Regions from separate parts of the Mus musculus genome. Here region 1 is linked to region 2. A link is a loop called in an ENCODE intact Hi-C map of the cell type or tissue named here. Cell type or tissue: left cerebral cortex. All regions are shown on one strand.

Evidence for each region. Peaks named below come from ENCODE experiments on the same cell type or tissue, not always from the same donor. Only the 100,000 strongest peaks of a DNase experiment are listed, where the experiment ranks them.
Region 1: a loop joins it to region 2, with 5 times the contacts of the local background. A loop is called at or near these places in 11 of 42 quality-filtered maps.

The regions. Positions count from the first base shown.
Region 1 is chr4:144,762,814-144,770,813 of GRCm38, reverse strand. It overlaps Gm25938 (a small nuclear RNA gene), which reads left to right and starts at 5,022; the gene lies at 5,022-5,187. In left cerebral cortex, a CTCF peak has its summit at 4,910 (motif pointing left); a DNase peak (open chromatin) is centred at 4,889.
Region 2 is chr4:145,121,867-145,129,866 of GRCm38, reverse strand. Vps13d (vacuolar protein sorting 13D) reads left to right here. Exons shown (of 70, transcript NM_001276465.1): 28 at 1,451-1,622; 29 at 1,818-1,930; 30 at 3,245-3,457; 31 at 7,161-7,423. Among named protein-coding and RNA genes, the nearest start is that of Vps13d, 69 kb to the left of the region's middle. In left cerebral cortex, a CTCF peak has its summit at 3,790; DNase peaks (open chromatin) are centred at 3,826, 4,226 and 5,197; H3K27ac peaks cover 1,707 bases.

The DNA.
Region 1 (8,000 bases), 360 kb after region 2:
AATATTTAAAAATTTATATTGGAATTATAAAATGCTCTTAATATTTCTGAAGATTTACCCAGTTCTGTACAGAATAGATGCAGTCCAGTCATACTATCACTCACAATGACAAAACACTGTTTGGACCTCACCCCTGCTGAAGAAACAGTCATATTTTTGCTTCTAAGGGCAAGGTCACTGGTCGTATTTCCACTCACATTGCTTCCATACATCCTGAAGAATGATTTTCAATCAAATTCTCCAAAGTTGCTATTTGTAGGCTGACTTCTGTCATGATTTCAGTGTGAGTTTTCAAGAAGCAATATGTGGGAGCAACAGGGATGGGTGAGTTCTGAATGCCATGACTTTCCACTGGAATTGCATTTATTAGAATTTTTTCTCAGAACCCTGTCTACCCTGAGATGGATTCTCATAGACATAGGTATGTTGGGAACACAGAAAATCACCTGAAATAAGAAAATGTGTTTCTAGGTGTGTGAGCGGATGATTTCACAGGTCATTCCCAGTGTTACAAAGATCTTCAACCCACTGTTGTCCAGAACATAAAAGTGATGAGTTGCCAACATTCTTCTATGTAACTATATGTTCTCTGGGATCAGGTGTTGCACGAGTTTTTGGTTGTACCACTTTGACCTCCTGGGTGGGTCATGCTTCCAGGAACCCACCCAGGGAATCTTTGGATCTGCGGATGAAACTCATCTACATGCATACACACACACACTCACTCACGCATGCCAGTTAATTTTAAAATGCCTTGGCTACCTCAAATGCTGGGCACTCCTAAACCTACCCCTAGGTCCAATCAGGGAAGTGGTCAGTGGCCACTTATGGGAAGTCTCATATTGTTGGGTGATTTTATCTCCTGCCACTACTGCATCCCCTTCTTCTTGAGTCCCTGAGATTCCCTCTACCTCCTACCTGTACAGCTCTTAAGTGTCCTGCCTCATGCCTAGCCATTGGCCACTGGTATCTTTCTTGATAAACCAAAAACCAATTGGGGACAAAGACTCAGCATCTGGACATGCAAATTCAAACATTAGCACCAGTCTCCAACAAGTAGGTCTCTCACCTAGGAGGATAAAATAATGAGTTTGTAGTGGCTGGTTTTGTGTGTCAACTTGACACAAGCTGGAGTTATCACAGAGAAAGGAGCCTCCCTTGGGGGAAATGAGACCTACTTGTAAGGCATTTTTTTCAATTAGTGATCAAGGATGGGAGGGCCCATTGGGGGTAGTGCCATTCCTGGGCTGGTAGACTTGGGTTCTATAAGAAAGCAAGCTGAGCCAGCCAGGGGAAGCAAGCCAGTATGTAACATCCCTCCATGGCCTCTGCATCAGCTCCTGCTTCCTGACTTGCTTGAGTTCCAGTCCCGAGTTCCTTTGGTGATGAACAGCAATGTGCAAGTGTAAGCTGAATAAATCTTTTCCTCCTCAACTTGCTTCTTGGTCATGATGGTTGTGCAGAAATAGAAACCCTGACTAAGACAGGGTTTCTGATAGTGTTTTGGATCCTAGGATGGTGTCCAGATTTGCCACAGCCAACTGGATGGGATCATAAGAAGACAAGCAGACATGTAAATGACATGTCAGTCATTTGGATGAATGGTGGTGCCATATTTCTCTTCTGTGAAACAGAAGCAATGTAAATGGAGTAGCTAACACAGAACATGTTCAATATGCCATAAACTGCATAGCTCAGGGTATTTGACATATTTGAGTTCTTGGCTTATGGAACCACAGGGATGCTATGGAGTCTTTGGGATATCATCCCTTCTTCTCTTTGCCTGAGAAAATCTCTAACCATGCTCTCTGGATGCAAGGGAGGATTAGGGTTTTTATGGTGCTATACCTATATCAAATTTTTTGTTTGTTATTGATGAGATGCCACCTACCCTTCCCTTCCATAGTAAAACTCTTTCATATGCTACAAATGTCAGTCATATTAAATGACTTTCTATATGAGCCTCTCCAAATCTTTGTGTCCTTTCTAGTGACCTACTTCTACTCACCAGCTTGCATTTCCTAAAGACTCTACATCCACAAAATTGGGCCAAAGTCTGGGCAAGAATCATTCAAATCACGAGTCTGTGTTGGATATTCTGCATTTAAACCACAGCATTCTTGGTCACACAATGCAAAAATATTTATTAATGTAACTTTGAGAGTCCTCAAAATTCTTAAGTCCTTAAAGTATTCAAAAGTCTCTGACTTCAGACTTTACTGAGATTCAAGGCAATCTCTTAGACATGAGTCACTATAAAATAAAGAAAAACTGTTTTATCTTTTCAATAGATGATGGTGTGTAGTGATCGATCACATTCTAATATTTGGTAGTACAGATAGTTAGGGTATAGTGGACCAAAGTAAAGCTGAAACTCTTCAAGGTTTCAGTATGAAACCCTACACTTCCTGGTCTGTTGTTGGAGCACATTATGCCCTAATGTGAGCCTCAATTGACTTGGAGAGCCCTGCTTCCACAATACTGACAATTGTAATCCGTCTCTTGAGATGGCCAGTCTTAGTCCTCACCTCTCTTTGGTAGATGTTTAAAGTTTCTGTCATTGCCAATATTCTGGGCTTTTCATTACAACTTAGTCTTTACTCTAAATGTCCATTGAAAAACTGTGTAGATGCTGTCACTCTGCCACACACTGTCTGACCTCCGAGGTTTTTCTACAGACACTTCATGTACGCCTCCAATGACTTATAAATACTTCATTCTTCCTGAATCTTATAAACAGCACCATGTAGATGCTGTCAGCTCAAGAAGTAGTTGTGCCTCCTGAAATCAAAACTGAAGCAGCTTGGATGTGTCTGGGAAGTTGAGCAAAGAATAGTACTTCTCTAATAGTTTCAAGCCATTCACACATTTGTTCATCTGTTGTAAACGATAGGCTTAACAATATGCTTTCAGATCCTGGATCCTTTAGTGGTAGGATTCTTGCTGTTAGCACATTTTTTTTTTTATTGTTCCAGGGTAGAACATATAGATTCTCTTTCATGGTACTCATCTCCTTAATAATGAAAGATTCTTTGTCAATATTTGGGTTGTTTGTTATAAAAAACCTTTTCTTTGTCAAAATGTATGTTTTTCAAGTCACTTTACTTTCAGTCTTCACTGCAAACCTGGCTAAAAGCTATGAGCAATTTCTCTGTTAACAGCCTGAGTCACTCTGTTAATACTCTGCTGCTCTGCATTAGCATAGGCTTTGCATGCTGCACCGCTTGATGACTTTCACCAGATTGGATTGGTGAAGAAATGAACAGACACACAGACACAGAAAAGCTGCAGGTGAGTGGTCTCAGCTTTCTGATGGAGAAGCTATAGCACTCCAGAAGCTAGCATGTTTATTATATATAGTCGATCAGAGGTATAGGCTATTGCATGTAACCCGACAAGGATTCAGGTTTAGCTAATGTAGATAGAAGCAATCTCTGCAGTGGAACAGTCAGACTTTAGGCAAGAGTATCTAAAGAGGAAAGCTATGGTAGGTAGTTTCTGCACATATTATCAACATTTACATTTGGACTAGAGGAATGCTTTGTCATCCCAATGAGACTCACCAAGGAGGAAGAGCTTTGCCACTTTCATGGTTTGGGGCATTGGTCCTTGACATGGCCAAGCCCATTCACTCAGAGCTTCACTCATTCCATATAATCTACCAAAGTAACCAAGTCATTGCTTTTAAATTCTGTCTCACTCAGATTTTTTTCTTAGGATCTTATCAGAATGTAGAATTTTTTTTTGCAAGATTCTAATGTACATGGCCTCTGGTCCACTTCCCAATCATACCCTGTTCTCACTTGAAGCCCCATTGTCACGCTCCTGTTGATATTTGGGGTAGTATATCACCCATTATGTGAATAGTTGTTCGGCAGTTAGTGGGGCTATTTAGGGAGTTTACAAGGGGGTGTTGCAGCCTCACAGGAATGAATTACATCACTAGGGGTAGACCTTGACATTTTCAAGTGTAATCACACCATTTATAGTCTTCCTTCATTTTCTTCCCTCCAACCCCTCTCATTCAGCTCCTTGCATGTCCCTCCTCCTAATATGACTTGAATTATTGGCCTCATTTTCTATGAGCATCCTTGTTACGTTTCATGTATCTATACCTGCTGAGTTAGTTTACTGTTGCTTGTATATACATGATTTCAGGACTGACCACTGGTAGAGTACAAATAATTAGGGCCTTGTTCCTAAACTAGACTATCTCTCTCTCTCTCTCTCTCTCTCTCTCTCTCTCTCTCTCTCTCTCTCTCTCTCTCTCTCTCTCTCTCTCTCTCTCTCTCTCTCTCTCTCTCTCTCTCTCTCTCTCTCTCTCTCTCTCTCTCTCTCTCTCTTACTAGTCCTTACTTGTCTGTAGTTCTTTGTCTAGGGGATGAGTCCCCCTAAAGTATCTTCCTCTATTAGCCAGCTTCTTGGTGCTGTCATTATACAGGTGTTGCTCAGGAAAAGATTTGTCTTATTTGTAATTATGTGTGTGAATGAGTGTCTAAGTAGGGATCTGTGCCTGTGAGTGCAGGTGCCTGTAGAGGTATAGGATCCCTTAGAGCTGTGTTTATAGGCATTGTGAGCCAGTTGACATAGGTACTAACAACTGAACATGGGTCCTATCCAAGAGAAACATCTGTTCTTTACCCCATATCTTCTTTCCAGCCCTGAGAAGTAAAAATACCCAAATGGTAGTGGGCACTTCATAAAAGGACCTGATACTGAATCACACTTGAATGTATGTGTTTCTAGTGTTTTCAGGAGAACCCAAGATGTGGCAAGAAAATTCATAGCTAAAACATGCATCTATTTCTCTGAAGACAGGCTTCAGTGTCCCTGTCATATATTCATCTTTCCTACACTCTCCGTGGCTTTCTCGTTCTCTGTAGAATGATGCCACCTTGTGGCCTGTGTCTCTTGTGCTAACAGCATCACTGTACTTCTTTCAGTAGAGCAGCTCAGCTTCTGTTGAATTTTGTTAGATTTCTCTGGCTTCTGGAATTCATTTTTACAAATAAACTGGCTTACAAATTACCTAAGAGGGAAGACATCATGACCATGAGTAAAGTGCCCTACCCAGGGTGAGGCTTATCCACTGCACTCTGGGTATGCACACCCCTGGTATTTCCCTAAAAGTGGGAAACTATACTGTATAATTTTGTTAATGGAGAAATGAATTCCCACTTTCTCCTTAGTAAAACTAAAACAAATGCATTGGCTTAAAACAACACATGATTTCCCTTGCGTTCAGGATTTGAGGATGGAGTTAAATGGCTGGTTTTCTTCTAAAGACTCATGTGGAGAATTCGATGTCTTGTGTATAGTTAGTTCTTTTGTATAGATAAAAGCAACAGAAATAAGAGCCTGACAGAAAAACTATCTAGTCCCATTTATCCTTGGTGGCTTATAGCAGTTTTCTGTTTTTTTTAAAGAGATATATGCAGTGAAGGGACTATGTCTGTAGAGTTTGCTCTTGACTGGGTTGACTGGGGAAGTACTGCAAAGTTGGTCAGCCAACTAATTCGTGAACATGGAATGTCTTTCTTCTTGTAGTACCTTCTTATACTCCACCTGTCTTTTTTCTTTGCTCTATCACTATTAAGCATAGCCTCTTTCGTGGATTTTAGGAGGGCCAACACCCTGAGAGAGGCAGCCTGTCCCAAGCACATTTAAATAATATATTTAAACATATATTATTTTTATCGTATATTATATACTAACCACAGTTTACCCCCCTTCCTCTCCTCCACATGCCTTCCCTCCCCTGCCCCTCCACCAGATCTACTCTTCCTATGTTTCCCTTCAGAAAAAGAGAGGACTTCCAGGGATACCACCTAAACATGGCATATCAAGTTACAACAAGACTAGGCACATCCCTTCATGGTTAGGCTGGATGAGGCAATCCACTAGGAGGAAAATGGTCCCAGAAACAGGTAAAAGAGTGCAAGGGGCCAGACAGTGGTGGCACATGCCTTTAATCCCAGCACTTGGGATGCAGAGGCAGGCAGATTTCTGAATTTGAGGCCATCTAGGTCTACAGAGTGAGTTTCAGGACAGCCAGGGCTATACAGGGAAACCTTGTCTAAAAAAACCAAAAAAAAAAAAGCCCCAAAACAACCAAAACCAAAAAAACCTCAAACCCCCAAATCAAACCAAACCAACCAACCAACCAACCAAACATACAAACAAAAAACCAAAAAGAGTGCAAGGAACCATCCCTGGCTGAGGGCAAGGGTTGGAACCAATAGATTCAAGAGAAGCTAAAGAAGACTCAGACACAGGACACCATTCAGCTTTGTTCCATGTGAGACAGGACAGAAAGGAAGCACATTTATATATGGCTTGACTTATTCTGACAACCTGTGTCTCTTATAGGCTTTATTTATATATAAAGTTATTTTCTCAGAAACTTTATTTATTGACTGCACAGCTTTTCAAAATACACTTTATGTCTTCCTTGATTACAAAAGAATATTGAAAGAGCATTTCATGTAAGCATTTCTCTTTGAGTCCTGAGCATCTCTCACCTCCCAGGTCTCTGGTGCATTCTGGAGGGTTCCCCCAACCTTCTATATCCTGAGGTTGCCTCTTTCCAGCAGCTGAAAGAATCAGATGCAGATATTTGCACCCAACCAATAGACAGAAGCAGTTGACCCGTTGTTGAATTAGGGAAAGCTGAAAGAAGCTGAGGAGAAGAGTGATCCTACACTAGGACCAGCAGTCTCAATTAATGCTTTCTTTCTGCTGGCCTTCAGGGCTTCAGTCATTTTCCCTCACCAAATACCAGATCAGGTTCCACCCTCACTTCCTCCCACTCTCTTTCCCTCTCAGGCCCCTCCCTCCCTTCCTTCTTGTGATTGCTTTCTTCTGTCTCTCAAGTGGTCTGAGGCATCCTTACTGGGCACTTCAGCTTGTTTAGCTTTTTGAGTTCTGTGGACTGTATCTTGGGTATTCTGTACTTTTTCTTTTTGGTTAATATCCACTTATTGCCTGACAGTAGGGAGAAGGAAATTATAGAGCCCACCTCCAACAGGAAGACAGGACATCAAGTGAGGGATGGGGTTGCCATCCTACTGTCACAATTTTGACCCGTAATTGTTCCTGTCTGAGAGAATTACAGGGATGGAAGTGGCCAGTGACAGGCCCAAAGTGGGATCCAGCTCAAGGGGGAGGTCCCAAGGCCTGACACTATTACTGAGGCTATTGAATGCTCACAAAAAGGGACCTCTCATGACTGTCCTTGAAAGACCCAACAAGCAGCTGAAAGAATCAGATGCAGATATTTGCACCCCACAAATGGACAGAAGCAGTTGGCCCCTGTTGTTGAATTAGGGAAAGCTGAAAGAAGCTGAAGAGAAGGGTGATCCTACACTAGAACCAGGAGTCTCAATTAATCTGGACTCCCGTGATCTCTCAAACATTGGACCATCAAACAGGCAGCATATACCAGCTGATATGAGGCCCCCCAACCTACATACAGGAGAGGACTTCCGAGTCGGTATTCATTCAGAGATGATGCACTTAAGTGGGTGGTGAAGAGGTATGTGATGTGGAACAGTCAGAGGGTGAGTGGGTGGGGAGTAAGATATAGAGTGTAAAAAATAAATTAACTAATAAAAAAAGAATATTGAAAGAGGCGCAAAACAAGCAAACAGCAATTTTATAAGAGCTGAAAAATTGACATTATGATAAAATCAATGTTCTTTTAACTCAGTATCGTCTTCTTTTTTTAAAAATATTTTTATTACACATTTTCCTAAATTACATTTCCAATGCTATCGAAAAAGTCCCCCATACCCTCCCCCCCCCACTTCCCTACCCACCCATTCCCGTTTTTTTTGGCCCTGGCGTTCCCCTGTACTTGGGCATATACAGTTTGCATGTCCAATGGGCCTCTCTTTCCAGTGATGGCCGACTAGGCCATCTTTTGATACATATGCAGCTAGAGTCAAAAGCTCCGGGGTACTGGTTAGTTCATAATGTTGTTCCACCTATAGGGTTGCAGA
Region 2 (8,000 bases):
TCCCACATCATTAATCAAAACGATATAAAACAGACTATTGGATATAGGCTTTTTTTCCTTGCAGGCAAGCCAAATTTATTTGTTTTTGGCAGTTAGAGTGTCAAACCTAGAGTTACAGTATATGCTAGGCAAACACCCTACCATTGAGCTGTATTCCAGCCCCAGAACAGGTCTGTCTGTCTTTATTCCTTCCCTTCCCTTCCCTTCCCTTCCCTTCCCTTCCCTTCCCTTCCCTTCCCTTCCCTTCCCTTCCCTTCCCTTCCCTCCCTTCCCTTCCCTTCCCTTCCCTTCCCTTCCCTTCCCTTCCCTTCCCTTCCCTTCCCTCCCCTCCCCTCCCCTCCCCTCCCCTCCCCTCCCCTCCCCTCCCCTCCCCTCCCCTCCCCTCCCCTCCCCTCCCCTCCCCTCCCCTCCCCATTCCTTCCTTCCCTTTCTTTAAATATAGCTATGTACATTTTCCACTCTAAACCCAGCCCTTGAGTTCATGTGTTCAGGCATTGTGTCTGGAGGACTCAGGATGCCTGTTGCAGCCATGGGAGGCCGAGAACTCTTTAGTCCCAGCATGAGCATGCGTGCCTTGGAGCCCTGAACATCTTCGGTCTCACTCCAGGTCTTCCTAGTGATTTGTCAGGTGTTCTTCTAATGAGTGTCGTTCTCCCACCCAACCCCGAGGAGGGCACAGGAGGAAAGGCTTCTCTCTTTTCCACCTACGTTGGGAGATAAGAGCTGGGCGTCTGGTCACTGTAATTTCCCCAACTGGAATGTTTAAGCTATTTGAGTCTTGTGAGATTTTTCTTGTTCCTAGACTAGTTAGGCCTGGTGTAGGTGTGGTTATGCCTATGATCCCAATATTCAGGAGGGGAAGCGGGAGGATTACTGTGAGTTCCAGTTCAGTATGGGCTGTAGTGTGTATGTATGTATGTATACATATATATACATATACATATATATATATGTATGTGTATGTATGTATGTATACATATATACACACATATATATATGTATGTGTATGTATGTATGTATACATATATATGTGTGTATATATATATGTATACATACATACATACACATACATACACGCACACACACACACACACACACACACACACACACACACACACACACACACCACACATATTTGGCATGCTCACGATAGAATTCTGGGCCCATGTGTGCTAGACAAGTTTTACTGAGCTGTATCCCCAGCTTATTAGATTTGAGGATTTTTCTCCATACACATTTGGGACCTAAAACTTGGGACCTAAAACCCTCTCTGTAGTTAAAGTATGGCAGTCACAATACCTTGCACATTGGGAGATACATGACTATTTTTTGCCACTGGAAATTTGAGATTAACTGGTTGATAATGTATATTATATATCCTTACTTTGGCTGTGCTGTGCCAAGGCAGTTAGTGACTTATTTGTGAGCATGGCCTCCTTTTTTCTCATAGAGAAATAAGCCACACTGTTGCAGACATATCTGTCCATGGCAGTCTGTCCTCTGTGCACTGTTCCCTGGATCTGTGTAAATACAAGCTGATCCGAGGCTTGCTAGAGAACAACCTGGGAGAGCCCATAGAAGACTTCATGCGGCCTTATGATCTACAGGATCCAAGGATTCACGTGAGTGAGACTGACAGCAAGTTCTTCCAAGCTTGTAGTCTCGGCTGCTGGGCACCTATGTGGATATTCCTCCAAGTATGCAAGGAGCAGAAGGGCAAAGTGGTGGGACAGCCAGTGAACTAGATTTCTTTATCTTCGAGCCATTTTCAGGTTGGCACCGTCACTCCAGGGCTGACCGGCATTTTGTTTTCACAGACTGTGCTGAGTGGAGAAGTGTACACTTGTATGTGCTTTCTCATCGATATGGTGAATGTGAGTCTGGAGCTTAAGGATCCAAAAGGAAAAGAGGGCACTGGCTCCCTAGCCAGGTAAGGCTTTGCCTAACTCTTGTAAGAACAATGTACCCCATGTACAGCTCTGGAATAGCCTCAGGTAGGTAGCACTTCAGGGCTCTGGTACACTTGGAGCTGGAGCATGGTCTCACTAACATTAAGGAGTGGGGAATGGGGCACCTTGTCCTGTGTCTATATAGTTTTGACACAGTTGTGGGCAGAGTGACACTGGTGACTGCCTCGTGGGTCAATGTTTTAAAATTGAGAGAATTCAGACAGATATAGATAGACAGACATAGAGAATATGAATGAGAACTGTTTGAAAATTGGCAGCACTGGGCTGAGCTCCCTACTTGGAAACCTCTAGAAGCAACATAGCAACTGCTTCCTTTATGGATGTGTGCTGGCTAGTTGAAATCTGTGGTGTAGAAATACAGAGTGGGATTTTGAAGCATGCATTGTATTTTTACCCTGAAAGCTATCCCTTGTCCCTAAGTGGGGTCAGCTAATGCTCTAGTTTTCTAGATAGATTGCTGTTGTTGGTTTATGTATGTATATACTTATTTTACTAGTCCAAGGTTATATGGCTGGAAAGTTGGGTCACATTTGAAAATGGGGTGTCAAGGCTAGTAAGGCCTGTCTGAAGCACTCTGACTTATCCTGATTTTCTGTTCAAAGCCTGTGTGGCCTGCACCCAGATCAGCTGAGGGGAACCATGCCTTGGTGAACCTGCATTCTTGGGGGCCAGCTACTCTCTTGATTTATTCCTTGAGTTTTTCAATGTGGAATGATTCATAATGGTACTGAGCAACTCATAATCGCTCTTTGCAACTTACTCTTTTTCCAAAAAAGACAGTGGGTTTGGATGCACTTCCGGTTGATGGGTCAGTTTCTTACTTCCTGAGTGCAAAGTAGGATGTTGCCTCCAGTGAGCTGTAGTGATCTTATACAGATGTGCCTGCTGACTCTGGAGGGAGAAGCCTCAGGCAAGCTATAATTTCACAGATGACGGTCAAAGAGACCCTGGATATCCATTGAGGATTATGATTTAACATATGGCTTTGTCAGCCTAGGATGGGACATGGGGTGGTAAATCATTAAGGATATAATAGGTTGGGTATATTATTATTCCTCATGCATTCCTGTGGATATAATCTCCTCTCTGCGATTGGAAAGGTTTCAGGCCCAGTGCCACTGACTGCATTTTGAGTGCCCTGTGAACAGTGAGTTCAGGATCTCAGATTGAATGGTACTCTGGTACACTGATGATGCCAATCTTGTTCCACACCTGAACTTCATTTCATAAGGTATGACTGTGTTTAACGTCTCCTTTGCTTTCTTCCCTTTCAGATTTGACTTTAAGAAATGTAAGCTGCTCTATGAGAGTTTTTCCAACCAGACCAAGTCCATTAACTTGGTTTCCCATTCTATGATGGCATTTGACACCCGCTATTCTGGGCAGAAGCCCAGCCATGGCATGACCAATGTGTTCAACTGTATCTTTCAGCCCTCCAAGAGCAGCAGCGCCACCCAGGGCTCCATTCAGATTGAACTGCATTTCAGGTAGTGGAGGCCGATGCCAGCTCTGCCTTCCTTTGTCTGTCTGTGTTGTCCTCCACCCTGTATCCCTCACCTCCAGATAGGTCTCACTGTGTAGCCCAGTGTAGCTTCAAGTTTACTATATAGCCCGGGGTTTCCTTCCTGACTCCACTTTCTCAGTGTTGGGATTACCCCCACATTTGGCTCCCCAACTCTGCCATTCCTTATGGTGATAGTTTCTTTCATGGCCAGTGGGCCAAGTCCCTGTGGCTTTAGAACATCAAAGAGAAACTATGAAGGTGGGCAGTCACAGGCTCACAAGCATCCTGTTAACACCCCTGCTCACTTGCACTATTATGGATTCGCCAAAAGATGTCTCTGTTGCTTTAAAAAAAAAAAAGGAAAAAGAAAAAGAAAAAAAGGAGTTTGGCATTAAGCCAGATCCTCAAAATCAACCTCCTTGTAAGCTTTAATTTGTAAAGTGGCTTGGGGAAGGAAGAAATTATGTGAGTTTAAGGAAAAAACTCAAGCCAAAAAACCTTTTGGTCTGCATGAAAGAAGGGTGGTTTTGACCTGAATGCTATTTATTCCTGTCTGGCCGAGAGGCAGAGAGCGGAGAGAAGAAGGTCTAGAATCAGACAGACCTTATCCCCAAGATAGTCTTCCTCTTCAGAGCAATGCATCCTTCTGAGCTCTGAGATTGACTCTCTTTTATGGAATGAACTAAAATTCAAACAAAAACCTATGCCTCAATCCTTGGGCATGGGTGAAAGTTGAGTCATTCTGACAAGTCACTTGGCACCTCCAGAAGCTGCTGCTGTTACTGTTGTCATAGCTTGTGTGAGATTCTTATGACTTGTAGCTATTCTTGTACTTATATGGCTGGCATTTCAGTGTGCTGCTAAGAAGTTAGCCTTTGAAGGAAAGAGGTCTTGGTGTCGCATATGCCTTTAGGAAGCCTAGCAAAAGAGACATTTTAGTCCTTGTGTACCCAACAGTGGCAATGCTAGTAGCTTTCTGCTGGTCCCTGACTTGACCAGGCACCTTACCTACTGCTAGTTGAATTCTCCCAGATCTGCAAACACGGGCAATTTCTCTCCCATTTTACACTTGAAGAGATAGACACCTGGAGAAGGTCCAAGTGACTCTTGGAAGGTTACACAGCTTAAAAGTCTAGTAGTCACAAGTTAGACCTGGCCTTTGATATCAAAACTGAGTCCCCTTAACTCTCAGACCCTCTGGCCTCTGTCAGTGGCTGAGTGTAGCCTTGGGATATGATGGGTGTGTTTGGCAGCCTCTTTGACGATGTTTCTCAGAAGGGAAGGCTTCTGTGTGTCTGGTCCTGTTGCAGAGGGATAATTTGGTATTTGCTTTATTCTTATTGATCTTGTCTTCCTAAGTAGTCAGTTCTTTGACCCTCCTCATCATGGCTTTAATATACAGGAGGCCCAAAGTATTATTCTGCATATATACTAAAGGTATATAATTTCATGCAGCCAATCAATCAGTTCTTACCTCGCTCTTGCTAACAGAAGTGCCCTTGTTAGTGAGAGGAGTGAACTGCTTCAGGAAGAATTGTTCTTCTGTTGGGATTTTGTATGTCAAATATAAATCACTTCACAGTTTAAAGGCTTGAAATATTTTCCAGAAGCAGAGTCTGACACACTTACTTTCCAGTTAACACTGAATTCTGACAGTCTCTGCTCAAAATGGGCTGGAAAAATTTTATGGAGGGCAACATTTTTTGTTCATTACAAAGGGTAGAGTGTTTCTGTGACAAGTGCAGTGTGTGAGAAGGAGCTGTGTCTTGCCATGCCCTTTAAGTAGAGGCAGCGAGCCAGGTTTAGCAGAAACGAGACTAGAGAAAGTAGCCTTAGGCACGTCCCTAAGTCAGCCTTTCCCAAACAGGCTTGGAGGTGAGTAAATGTACAGCCAGAGCCAGGGTCTTTTTCATAAGCTCAACCTTCAGACGCCATGACCTGTCACTAGCCTGTCTCTGGCTTTCCTTCCTCTGTGTGCTAGTGTGGTAATAGAGCTGGCTATTGCCCTGAGGACACTGTGGCTTCAGGCCGGGCATGGGAGACTTTCTTGGGAACATTGAAGACTATAAAACAAGTCCTTGTGCCCTGCCTTTCCCTCTGCCCCATTTCCATTCTAGGATACGTACTATCCATCTATGGCCTTCCTCTATCCTCTTCTCAGGCTAGAAGATTGGAGTCTGAGGTTAGTTGTAGCTAAAGAAGCCAAACAGCATGGCATTTGAATATGGTGTTTGTGAAGCAGTCCTGAGCTTCTGAGAGCCTCATCAATCCTAGACCTGCCCATCAGGAAAGAAGCTGGTGTTTGAGGAGTACCTGCTATGTGCCTGGTGCTTTCTCCTACAGTGTTGGTATTTCTCGCTTTATATGTGAGGAAACAGGTTGATAATGCCCAGGGTAACACAGATTGAGAGTGATATGATTTTAGTGTGGGCCTCTCCACTTTTAAGTCTCTGCTCTTCCTCCTAGACCTATAGCTTTTCCCAGACCAGCTCTGCAGGTTGGCCATTCTTAAAAGAAATGCCAAGGGCCAAAAGCAACTCAGAATTTGGATTTTTCTGCTGGCATTTTGGAGAATTTGCATAGGCTTTGCCCATCAAACTCTTCTAGTAATATCCAGGAGAGATGCCTCAGCAGTTAAGGCTGCTTTCAGAGGGCCCAGGTTTCATTCCTAGAGCCCCAGTGATGACTCACAGTCATTAGTAATCCTATCCCAGGGGACCAAGGCCCTTTTCTGGCCCCCATGGGCACTGTACACATGTAGTGCAAAGACACACATACAGCCAACAGCCGTACACATCACAACAAAACAAAAAGAGCATCCAAAGGCTCTCAGGTCAGATTTTGAGCCTTTTTGGTTGAACTGGGCTATGTATCCTGCATTGGTATTTCAGATCCGGCTGTCCTGTGCATTGTGACATGGCTAGGAGCACCCCACCTCTACCTACCAGCTGTCAGTTGTGCCCTCTCAATTCATCATCATCATCATCATCATCATCATAGCATATTAAGACAGCGAACAATGTTGACACTGTCAAATGCCTGTTGTAGAATCATCTTAGTTAAGGGCACTGCTATCTTGCCTTCTTAAATATAGTCCTCTTGGTTATTATTATTATTATTTTTAATGAAGGACTAGCAGTTGGTTTATTGATTAAGAGTACCTGTTCCTCTTGCAGAAGACCTGGGTTCAATACCTAGCACCCACATGGTGGCTTACAACTGTCTGTAACTGCAGTTCCAGAGGGTCCAGTGCCCCCTTCTGACATCCCTGGGTACTGGGCATGTACGTCACACAGACATACATTTAGGCAAAACACTCAAACATAAAACAAAATAAAACAAAATAAATTCTTGGAAACACATGACTAGGCCCCAGAAAGCTTATATTTTGTGTACTCATAAAGTAGTGCTCAGAGTGTTTCTAACTCAAAGCTGGCAGCTTAAGGATCACTGGAATAGGGCCTGGCATTGTGCTGCATACCTGAATCCAGCTACACAGCAGCCTGAAGCAGGAGCATCACTGACTCCAGGCATTTGAGGCCACCTTGGATAACACAGGGATGACATAAAAACAGAGGGATAACACTGAATTGCTACTTGCTGGGCCTGAGGAAGGACTAGGCGGTAATTAAATACTGTTTCTCTTTGCAATTCTGTTTTTTTTTTTCTGCCTTCTTTTTTTGTAGATCTACGAAGGATTCCTCCTGTTTCACTGTTGTTCTCAACAATCTTCGCGTGTTTCTCATATTTGACTGGCTGCTGTTGGTCCATGACTTCCTGCACACTCCCAGTGATATTAAGAAACAAAATGTCACTCCTGCACGCCACCGCAATGCCAGCAGTGAATCTGCTGTTGTTCCTAAAACCGTTAAGAGTGGAGTAGTCACCAAGCGGTCTTCCCTCCCCGTGTCCAATGAGAGACACCTGGAGGTCAAGGTCAATGTAACAGGTGATTGATTATAGTCTGCTTAACTGGTTGATAGTTTGGATGTTAGGTCAGACCAGTCTTTCAAGACAGTTCCCCTGTGCTGGCCACACATTTTTTTTTTTTTTTTTTTTAGACAAGATCTCACATAGACCTGGCTGACCTCAAACACTGAGACCTGCATGCATCTGTTCTGAGTGCTGAGAATAAAGTGTTTTTGTGTTCTTCCTCTTTCCCTCTAACCCCTACCCCTCCCCGCCCCCGCCTCCCACACCCCCACCCCCACCCCCGGTCTCAATTTATCACAGGATGGCATGGAACTTGTCTCTCAAGTGCTGGGATTGTTGGGAACTACACCTAGTTCCTACACCTACTTTCTTTTTTTTTTTTTTTTTTTATGAAAACCCAGTGTGAGTCTTTTAGACACAAAGCTGTCAGTGCTTACTAACAGCGGCAGCTGGACATCAGCAGTATGCACTCCTGTGGGCAGCATAAAGAGCTGTGCCAAACTGTTGTGATGGTCCATGCTGCCTGACCAATCCATCTGACTTTTTGCTTGGATTCTAAGTCCTTTGGAGAAGGGATGCTCTTTTTTTTTTTT